Regions from separate parts of the Homo sapiens genome. Here regions 1 and 2 are each linked to region 3. The links are chromatin contacts, found by Hi-C or POLR2A ChIA-PET in ENCODE. All regions are on one chromosome and are shown on one strand. Each heading gives the region's core, a stretch centred on a gene start or an enhancer-like site at or near the end of the contact. The rest is flanking DNA. Distances are from core to core; before and after follow the strand shown.

What was found. A loop is a pair of places that touch in the nucleus more often than their neighbours do. ChIA-PET counts read pairs that join two places held with the same protein, here RNA polymerase II (POLR2A). Pooled maps may share reads with other maps.
Region 1: a loop to region 3 is called in a pooled map, with 2.1 times the contacts of the local background. The contact joins two enhancer-like sites. A Hi-C loop is called at or near these places in 1 of 50 pooled maps. POLR2A ChIA-PET finds 5 or more read pairs at or near these places in 2 of 52 experiments (activated naive CD4-positive, alpha-beta T cell and naive thymus-derived CD8-positive, alpha-beta T cell).
Region 2: a pooled map shows a loop between it and region 3 (3-fold over the local background). The contact joins two enhancer-like sites. A Hi-C loop is called at or near these places in 9 of 50 pooled maps. POLR2A ChIA-PET finds 5 or more read pairs at or near these places in 4 of 52 experiments (Caco-2, GM12878, HEK293 and 1 more).

The regions. Positions count from the first base shown.
Region 1 is chr13:45,280,286-45,283,588 of GRCh38, reverse strand. GTF2F2 (general transcription factor IIF subunit 2) reads right to left here. Exons shown (of 8, transcript NM_004128.3): 8 at 1-147. The coding sequence ends at 28. Among named protein-coding and RNA genes, the nearest start is that of SNORA31B, 55 kb to the left of the region's middle. Within about 2 kb of position 1,773, at least 3 of the 41 ENCODE cell types and tissues checked have a DNase peak (open chromatin) inside an H3K27ac peak, as active enhancers do.
Region 2 is chr13:45,439,158-45,442,609 of GRCh38, reverse strand. No RefSeq gene overlaps it. Among named protein-coding and RNA genes, the nearest start is that of SLC25A30, 23 kb to the right of the region's middle. Within about 2 kb of position 2,034, at least 8 of the 41 ENCODE cell types and tissues checked have a DNase peak (open chromatin) inside an H3K27ac peak, as active enhancers do.
Region 3 is chr13:45,365,860-45,369,141 of GRCh38, reverse strand. The region is part of intron 3 of TPT1-AS1 (TPT1 antisense RNA 1); the gene reads right to left. Among named protein-coding and RNA genes, the nearest start is that of TPT1-AS1, 26 kb to the right of the region's middle. RefSeq lists an enhancer at 1,163-1,669. Within about 2 kb of position 1,606, at least 12 of the 41 ENCODE cell types and tissues checked have a DNase peak (open chromatin) inside an H3K27ac peak, as active enhancers do.

The sequences.
Region 1 (3,303 bases), core at 524-3,023, 86 kb after region 3:
TCACTAGCATGCTGGCTAGGAGTCTTCTTAGTCACTCTTTTCTTCTCCTTGATAGTGTCTGTACTCTGGCTTCAGCTCCCATGTGTTTTTGTGGATCCCTTTTACATTCTGAACACCAATTTCTTTTAAGATTTCCTTCAGGTACACCTAAAACAAAAACAAAACCCCTAACAAATGAGATTATAAATGCAGGGGACAAAACTTAAAATAAGATGATATGCCAAAGCACATATGCAAGCCATAAAAATTATGATCCTAAAAGCTCAGCAAGATTTCTCTATAAGGAGGTTCAATAAACTGCCTTTTGATTCTACATGTGCGACATGGTAACTGCACTAAATATATGATCATGTGCATTAAAGGAGTTGAAAGTCCTGAATGCCAACAACTTAAAAGCTAAAACAAACAAACAAAAAAAACACAAAAAACACTACATGAAATACACGAAAAAATTACTGGTCCTCACTCAGTGTGACACGGTACACCAAGGGTAATCTGCCCTTGAGTTCAGTGGCCTCATGGGACTCAGTTCACAGATTGAAACCAGTAGTTTCAGGAGCAGTAGCATATAAAAAAAATGAGCAACATTTTTGAGAATATTCTATCAAGCAGGCATATGACAGGTATTCAGAATTCTCAGTTCTAAGGTGAGTTCTCAAATTTGTTTTTAGGCCACCCACTTATTTTTTCCTATGTGAGAAGGAGAGTTGTTATTTGTATTTACTACTATTTGTACTTTAGCCAAGCTTGCCAACACAGATAAGGGAGTAAGAAGTGATAATAAGGCCGGGCTTGGTGGCTCACGCCTGTAATCCCAACACTTTGGGAGGCTGAAGTGGGCAGATCACCTAAGGTCAGGAGTTCGAGACCAGCCTGGCCAACATGGTGAAACCCCGTCTCTACTAAAAATACAAAAATTAGCCAGGCATGGTGGTGGGAACCTGTAATCCCAGCTACTAGAGAGACTGAGGCAGGAGAATCACTTGAACCCAGGAGGCAGAGGTTGCAGTGAGCTGAGACTGTGCCATTGCACTCTAGCCTGGGCAACAACAGTGAAACTCTGTCTCAAAAAACAAATAAATAAATAAAGTGATAAGAAGACATCCCCTAAAACTATCAGGGATGCAGCCTTGTGTTTGGCTTCTCCAAAGAAAAGAGTCATATTATGGTGTTTTAGGTCCCTAAAAATTCAATAAACATTTACTAAATGATTACTATGGTCATGGAAATGATGGCTATGTTAAGTGTAATATGAAACTAGACCTTTGCTTGCCAATGCTGAAGGCCAAAAAGCATTCCACAATAAGCTGACCAATATAAATTACAGAATTTCCTTCTTGGAGAAGAAAGGAAAGATAATAATATTAATTATTATTATCATTATTATTTTGAGATGGAGTTTTGCTCTTGTTGCCCAAGCTGGAGTGCAGTGGCATGATCTCGGCTCTCTGCAACCTCCGCCTCCCAGGTTCAAGCGATTCTCCTGCCTCCTCCCAAGTAGCTGGGATTACAGGCGCATGCCACCACGCCCAGCTAAATTTTTTGTATTTTTAGTAGAGATGGGGTTTCACCATGTTGGCCAGGCTGGTCTCGAACTCCTGTCCTCAGGTGATCCACCCACTTCGGCCTCCCAAAGTGCTGGGATTACAGGCCTGAGCCACTGCACCCAGCCAAGATAATTATTTAAAAGCGACTCTTTTGTTGTTGTTGCAGAACAAAGCAATCCAACAATAATTTGTGTGCGTGTGCTTCAAAGAACTAGTTACGGTATGATGATGACTCATCCCATTGATGGAAGATGTAATTTTTCTTATTGATTGAAGTGAGGCATTAATAAGAAAAATGGCTGAGAAGCTCTTGTCTGTATATTTAAGGTAGTGCTTTTCTCTAGCATGGTGCTAGACCACCTGCATCAGAACCCTGTGGGGAGCTTGTTAAATGAGACACAGCTTGGGCCTACTGAATCAAAGTCTCTTGGGCTAGGCCCAGGAATCTGCATTTTAACAAGTGCCTAGGCGACTCATGTAACTATATACTAAAGTTCCACCACATCTGGCTTAAGGTTCTTCCAGTTCTGATACTCTAGGATCTTTGAGTCCTTAGTGTGTTGCTTCGTTCTCTGAGCCTCATGTTTGCTGTAGAGTACGTGTTACCAACATAATCTAATGCCACTTTACACTGACTGATATAATGCTCTAGAGTTCATAAAGTCCTTTTAGTTAGGGGTAGGTTGTCACCTAGAAACATAATAGCTGATTAGTACTGGAAGTATACAGAGGTTCCTTCAGGATGGCTCAGCTCTCTCGTGGGCAGCCTTCCCATGCCAGCAGCCAAGCCCCAGCAGATGGCAGCAATGAACCAAATGAGCCCTGGGTTCCCCCGAGGCTTGCCTACCTCCCACACCTTATACAGTTGGCTTCACTAGCAGACCCGTGTGAATGAGTAAGCATAAAGGCTTGAGATATCTAGGTAATATAAAATGCAAGTCTGCCACCTGCTATTTCAAATTACATTTAAAAAACAGGACACTGTTCATAAACTACTTTCTAATTGAACAGGATTCATAAATGGAAAATGATTGGTTAGGCACAAATGATTCTCTGTTTAGGTGCCAAGAATGACATCTTTGTAAAATTCCAAAGAATGGTTTATTATGAGACTGGCTAAGACGATGTTGCACAAACAACCATACAATTGTGGATGCACTGCAATGGGTCAAAAATGAAAAGAACAATTGCCAGGAGCATTTTAGTAGCTCCATAGAAAAGAAGCTCTCCTGACTTCAAGTCTAGTGTGCCCATTTATAATCTAGGCCCAGAAAATGAAAATCCTAAAAAGGGTTAAACAAAAAATATTAATAAAGTCTGAAGTGTACAAATTCAGTTGTTTTCATGTCCACCCTCATTTTGGCAATCTAGTAGAACATATGGAATTCTTTTTATAAACGAAGGTGTCATTCTTTTTTCCTTGTAACAATAAGAATGGAATGAGATGACCATAGTCAGTCAATTTCTCAAGCAACAAAATGCAATCAGGGTCACAATGTACTGTGATCAGGGGGTAGGGGACACAAACTTCCTGATTTTTAGGATGTTCTAAACTGCAACCTAAGACCATTTTACTCTAATCAAATAAATTAGCTTGGCAGGGAAGTAGGTATAAAACATTAGCAGAGAAAGTAGTAGTGACGATAGGGAAAAACAAGGTCTCTGAAGGGAAAATCTCTAAAGGGAAGACATGGACAGAGAACAGAAAGAGCACATGTCCTTCCTCTGTCTAAAATATTCTAATGACTTCCCCGTT
Region 2 (3,452 bases), core at 785-3,284, 73 kb before region 3:
ATCTCTCCCAGGAAGACTTCTTTTTTCTTGCTCTGTTGCCCAGGCTGGAATGCAATGGTGTGATATCGGCTCACTGCAACCTCCACCTCCTGGGTTCAAGCGATTCTCCTGCCTCAGCCTCCCGAGTAGCTGGGATTACAGGTGCCCGCCACCAGGCCCGGCTAATTTTTTTTGTATTTTTAGTAGAAACAGAGTTTCACCATCCTGGCCAGGCTGGTCTTGAACTACTGACCTCGTGATCCACTCGCCTCAGCCTCCCAAAGTGCTGGGATTACAGGCGTGAGCCACTGCACCCGGCCTCTCCCAAGAAGACTTCTAAGCACCCTTCCAGGCCATTATATAATTTTGGATTTTTTTTTCCTCTTCCATCAGACTGTAAATCTCTAAATGCAAAGGCATTTCCCCACCTTTTGTACCCAGCATGGCAATCAATCGGTGATTGTTAAATGCATGCATTTAAGTAAAAAATACATTTATTTTCCACAGCAACATGTGAGATTTTTGGTGAAATGTGAAATGTTTCCATTTTTACCAACCACTCTCCACAGATTTAATCAGGTTTTTTTTCTAGGCACATTTCCTCTTGTGATTGTTTCATTTTCTACTTTACTAAACCCAAAAGGAAACAAATATTCAGGATTCACATTGGTAGCTAGAAATTCTGTTCTGGTTTGCTGGGCCAGAGAATTAAGTGAATGCGTATCTTCAAAGGAAGTTGAATTTGTAAACCACAGTCAGACAAAATTAGCAATCAGAAATGCCATTGTCCTAGGCAAGAGAATCTTTTTACACCCCTCCTGTGGCTGGCTGTGGAAGCACCACAGCCAGACAGATCACCTCCTGTCGTGTTCTTGCTGGATAACTTGCTGTTATGATTCATTTTAAGGTGAAGCACTAGTGCATGAGAGCAAGTAATAAGGTGTAAAGTTGGAGACATTCATCCTGGACAAGCCCTGGTAGTGTTCCCCTGGTATTCTCATAGAAACCGAGACAAGAAACAATTTTCAGCTGAATCTTGTAAATTTCCAGATTGGCTTTACTGATGATAACTTGCCTAATATTTATTTAGCACTCATATCATGCTATGATGTGTATGATAGAGTAACAACTGAAAAACTGAACAACTGAAAGTTGTTGAAAGTAACAACTGAAAAAGCCATCTGACCATTCTATCAAGTTTCTTTTCTTTTTTCCTTTTCTTTTCTTTTCTTTTTCTTTTTTTTTTTTTTTGAGAGAGAGTTTCACTTTTGTTGCCCAGGCTGGAGTGCGATGGCGCAATCTCGGCTCACTGCAACCTCTGCCTCCTGGGTTCAAGAGATTCTTCTGCCTCAGCCTCCAGAGTAGCTGGGACTACAGGTGCCCACCACCACACCCGGCTAATTTTTGTATTTTTAGTAGAGACAGGGTTTCACCATGTTGACCAGGCTGGTCTCAAACTTCTGACCTCTGGTGATCCACCTGCCTTAGCCCCCACAAAGTGCTGGGATTACAAGCGTGAGCCACTGCACTCAGCCTTCTTATCTTTTTAGTATAAATGGAAAGAGGACAATGAACACATACAAACTATTTTGTTAAATCATCCTTAGTTTTTGTTTTTCAGTGAACTTTGATTAAAGGAAACATATTTGGGGACAGAGTTATTCTGTTTATTTATGTGGACATTGCATTACATCTGGGAAATAGACTGTCAAGGTACAGAGGGTACTCTGTGGCCTATATCAATAAGCCCCAGCCAAGGTCTAGTTATCCCTTTTTAGGTAAGTAGGTGAAAGGGTGATGGTGGTAATGTGAGTACTTGCATCTCTGGTTGTAGAATTTTTCCTAGGCTATTGGAAAGTCTATATTAAGGCTAGGAGTTCCTGGTCATATAGAGACCTCTAGCCATTGAAAAATCCTTCTGTGGTGTTGATAGAGCAAGTTTGGCATTTGTCCACTCTAAGAGGACTGCATGTCCTTGTGACTCAAACCATTAACTGAGAACTGGCCTTGACCTGTGGGGAAGGACATGATGAGGAGAGAAACCCAGCAGGACATTGTTATCAGTGCCAACATAAGCACGAGGGTGAAATGCATCTGCTTCTTGAGCTGCCGTTCTGCAGAGGAATTTGTTAGTTAACCGGCACTGGCTGAGTGTCTGTTCTATTTAGAGCTCCTGTTATGTGGGTTAGCTAAGTATCAGCTCTTTAGGTCATAAATACATTGAGCATTTTGGGAAGACATTTAATATATGTGTGGCTATGTATTTCTCTAACAACCATCCCCTAATTTTTTTTACATGATGTATGTTGTCCATATTAGATTCTGTACAGGGTTCCTTCCATCCTTCCTTCCTTCCTTCCTTCTTTCCTTCTTCCGTCCTTCCTTCCTTCCTGTCTTTCTTCCTTTTTTTTTTTTCAGGGGGAGTACAGTGGTGTGATCTCAGCTCACTGTAGCCTCAACCTCCTGGCCTCAAGTGATCCTCCTACCTCAGTCTCCTGAGTAGCTGAGACCACAGGGTGTGTGCCACCATGCCCAGCTAATTTTTGTATGTTTTTTTTTTTTTTTTTGTAGAGACAGGGTTTCACCATGTTGCCCAGGCTGGTCTCCGACTCCTGGGCTCAAACAATCCACCCGCCTTGAACCCCCAAGGTGCTAGGATTACAGTTTTACAGTGTGAGTCACCATGCCCAGCCTTTTCTTTTCTTTTTCTTTAACTTACAATGCTTTAATTTTTTGATAGCTTTATTGAAGTATAAATGATATACAAAAAATTGCACATATTTAAATGTATAAAATTTGATGACTTTGGTTATAATGCACATATACCTATGATATCATTGCCACAATCAAGGTAACAAATAAGTTCATCATCTCCAAAAGTTTCGTTGTGCCCCTTTGTCTGCCTTTTTGTGTGTGTGTATGCGAGGAAGAACACTTAACATGAAATCTACCCTCTTAACACATTTTTAAGTGTACAACATGGTATATTGTTAACAATAGGCACTATGTTATACAGCAGATGTCTAGATCTTAATCATCTTATATAACTGTAGCTTCATACCCATTGAAAAACTCCCCATTTCCTCCATCCTCTGGCAACCTCCATTGTATTTTCTGCTTCTCTAAGTTTGATTATTTTAAAGTCCTCATGTAAGCTTCTGTGACTGACTCATTTCACCTAGCATAATGTCCTTTAGGTCCGTCCGTATTGTCGCAAATCATCCCCTAACAATTTCATGCAGGGCTGCCTTGATTCTATAGTAGCTCCCTTTCACATGAGCAATATAAAGTGTGCTTAATTGTGTATTTGAGTGAGGTCTTTATACTCTTACTGCATGCAGCCATCCACAACAATGCACATGAGTAGTGTCTGTGTAAGAGGAGGCACAGTCAAACAGAAAGCATTCTCTTTCCGGCATGTCTGCAGAGCCTGGACACTGGCATATGCAGAGGCCCTCACAGGACTCACCTTA
Region 3 (3,282 bases), core at 357-2,856:
AGGAGGCTGTTGGATAAATCACCGGCATTTCAAACTTAAGGTGTATAAAGGTGAATTCTTCATTTACCTTATTCTGAAATTCAGAGACGTCCAGGCTAGAAATGGAAATTTTTTTTTTTAAGCATTATGAGTGCTATTTAAGTCACTTACGGATGATGCTATCTAGGGAGAACACATAAACACAGAAGAGTTCCAAGAATCAAACCCTAAGGAACTCCAACATTTGGAGGGTGGATCCAGAAAGAGAAGGCAGGAGAGAGGAGAGAAAGCCAGTGCCTGAGGGGAGCCAGGAAGGACTCACAAGACAAACACAGCCTAGAACTGTGCTTACATTGTGCTTGGAAAAAGAAATAGACACCAGATCCCTGCTTCCTGTTTCCTTATGTGAACCCAAAGTATCCGAGACAGGTCTCAACCAATTTAGAAAGTTTATTTTGCCAAGGTTGAGGACACACGCCCGTGACACAGCCTCAGGAAGTCCTGACCACATGTGTCCAAGGTGGTCAGGGCACAGCTTGGTTTTATACATTTTAGGGAGACATGAGACATCAATCAATATGTGTAAGATGTACATTGGTTTGGTCCAGGAAGGCGAGACAACTCGAGGTGAGGGACGGGGCTTCCAGGTCACAGGTGGATAAGAGACAAACAGTTGCATTCTGTTGAGTTTCTGATTAGCCCTTCCTTGTGGAATTAGGTATTTCCTTGTGGGCAAATTATGAGCAAGGTGTGTAGCTTTTTTTTTTTTTTAATCTTTGTAGCTCTCTTATTTAGGAAATAAAATGGGGGGCAGGTTTGCCTGAAAGTTCTCAGCTTGACTCCTTGGCTTAGTGATTTTGGGTTCCTTGGAAAATGATTTATTTTCCATTCACACTTGTGGCAGGAAGTGGCCCAGACTCATGGAGTTTCAGTGTCAAAGTCTAGGCTGGTATAGAGGGAGCCCATGTGCTTGTCTAAGTTTATTCATTTGTCTACACTAGCAGGTGACGGGTGGCTGGGCACAGTGGCTCATGCCTGTAATCCCAGAACTTTGGGAGGCCGAGGTGGGTGGATCACTTGAGGTCAGGAGTTCAAGACCAGCCTAGCCAAGATAGTGAAACCCTGTCTCTACTAAAAATACAAAAAATACGGCCGGGCACGGTGGCTCACACCTGTAATCCCAGTACTTTGGGAGGCTGAGGCAGGTGGATCACGAGATCAGGAGATCGAGACCATCCTGGCTAACATGGTGAAACCCCATCTCTACTAAATACACAAAAAAATTAGCTGGGCGTCATGGCAGGCACCTGTAGTCCCAGCTACTCAGGAAGCTGAGGCAGAGAATTGCTTGAATCCAGGTGGTGGAGGTTGCAGTGAGCCTAGATCATGCCACTGCACTGCAGCCTGGGTGACAGAGCAAGACTCCATCTCAAAACAAAAACAAAAACAAAAAATTAGCCAGGTATGGTGGCACATGCCTTTAGTCCCAGCTACTGGAGAGGCTGATGTGAAAGGATCACCTGAGCCTTCATCACTGCAGTGAGCTGTGATGACTGAACAGGGTGAGTCAGCTCGGGGGCAGGTGCCCACAAGCCTTTGAGAGAGGGAGTCCACTCTGAGGATGGGTGGGTGGGGCTCAGGCATTGTTAGTCATATTCTTGTTCTCATTTCCTGTTTTTTTTTTTTAATCTCTCTCTGCCACTTCCTTTGATTACACCCATTTCTCCTCTTTCTACCTTACTATCTTCCCCCGCCAGAAAGCTAATTATGATTTCAGCAATCATTTGTCCCCATAATCCCATGATAATAAAATGTCCTTGTCCTCATCAATTACTATGCTGATTTATTTATTTTTTTTTTTTTTTGAGACAGTCTCCCTCTGTTGCCCAGGCTGGAGTGCAGTGGTGTGATCTCGGCTCCCTGAAACCTCTGCCTCCCAGGTTCAAGCGATTCTCCTGCCTCAGACTCCTGAGTAGCTGGGATTACAGGCACGTGCCACCATGCCCAGCTAATTTTTGTATTTTTAGTAGAGACCAGGTTTGACCATGTTGGTCAGGCTGGTCTCGAACTCTTGACCTCGTGATCCGCACACCTTGGCCTCCCAGAGTGCTGGGATTACAGGCGTGAGCCACTGCTCCCGGCCAAATTTTTTTCCTTCACATCTCTTTTGAATGCTTGAAAATTGCTGCCAGATATTTTTGTTTGTTTGTTTATTTATTTTGAGGCAGAGTCTTGCTGTGTCGCCCAGGCTGGAGTGCAGTGGTGCAATGTTGGCTCACCGCAACCTTCGCCTCCTGGGTTCGAGCGATTCTCCTGCCTCAGCCTCCCAAGTAGCTGTGATTACAGGCGCCCACCACCACGCCAGTCTTTTTGTATTTTTAGTATAGACGGGGTTTCACCATGTTGGCCAGGCTCATCTTGAACTCCTGGCCTACCAAAGTGCTGGTATTACAGGCATGAGCCACCACGCCTGGCCTGTTTGAGACAGAGTCTCGCTCTGTCGCCCAGGCTGGAGTGCAGTGGCATGATCTTGGCTCACTGCAACCTCCACCTCCTGGGTTCAAGCGATTCTCCTGCTTCAGCCTCCCAAGTAGCTGGTACTACAGGCGCCCACCACCATGCCTGGCTAATTTTTGTATTTTTAGTAGAGACAGGGTTTCACCATCTTGGCCAGGCTGGTCTCGAACTCCTGACCTCAGGTGATCCACCTGCTTCGGCCTCCCAAAGTGCTGGGATTACAGGCGTGAGCCACCATGTTTGTTTTTTGAGATGGAGTCTCACTCTGTAGCCCAGGCTGGAGTGCAGTGGCACGATCTCGGCTCACTGCAACCTCCGCCTCCTGGGTTCAAGCGATTCTTCTACCTTAGCCTCCTGAGTAGCTGGAATTACAGGCACATGCCCCCACACCCAGCTAATTTTTGTATTTTTAGTAAAGGATGGGGTTTCACCATGTTGGCCAGGCTGGTCTCAAACTCCTGACCTCCAGTGATCCACCTGCCTCAGCCTCCCAAAGTGCTGGGATTACAGGGGTGAGCCACCGTGTCTGGCCTACTGCTGGATATGTTTTATTTTTTGTTTTTGTTTTTGTTTTTTGAGATGGAGTTTTGCTCTTGTTGCCAAGGCTGGAGTGCAATGGCGTGATCTTGGCTCACTGCAACCTCTGCCTCCCAGGTTCAAGCAATTCTCCCGCCTCAGCCTCCCGAGTAGCTGGGATTACAGGCATGTGCCACCATGCCCGGCTAATTTTGTATTTTTAGTAGAGACGGGGTTTCTCCATGTTGGTCAGGCTGGTCTCAAACTCCC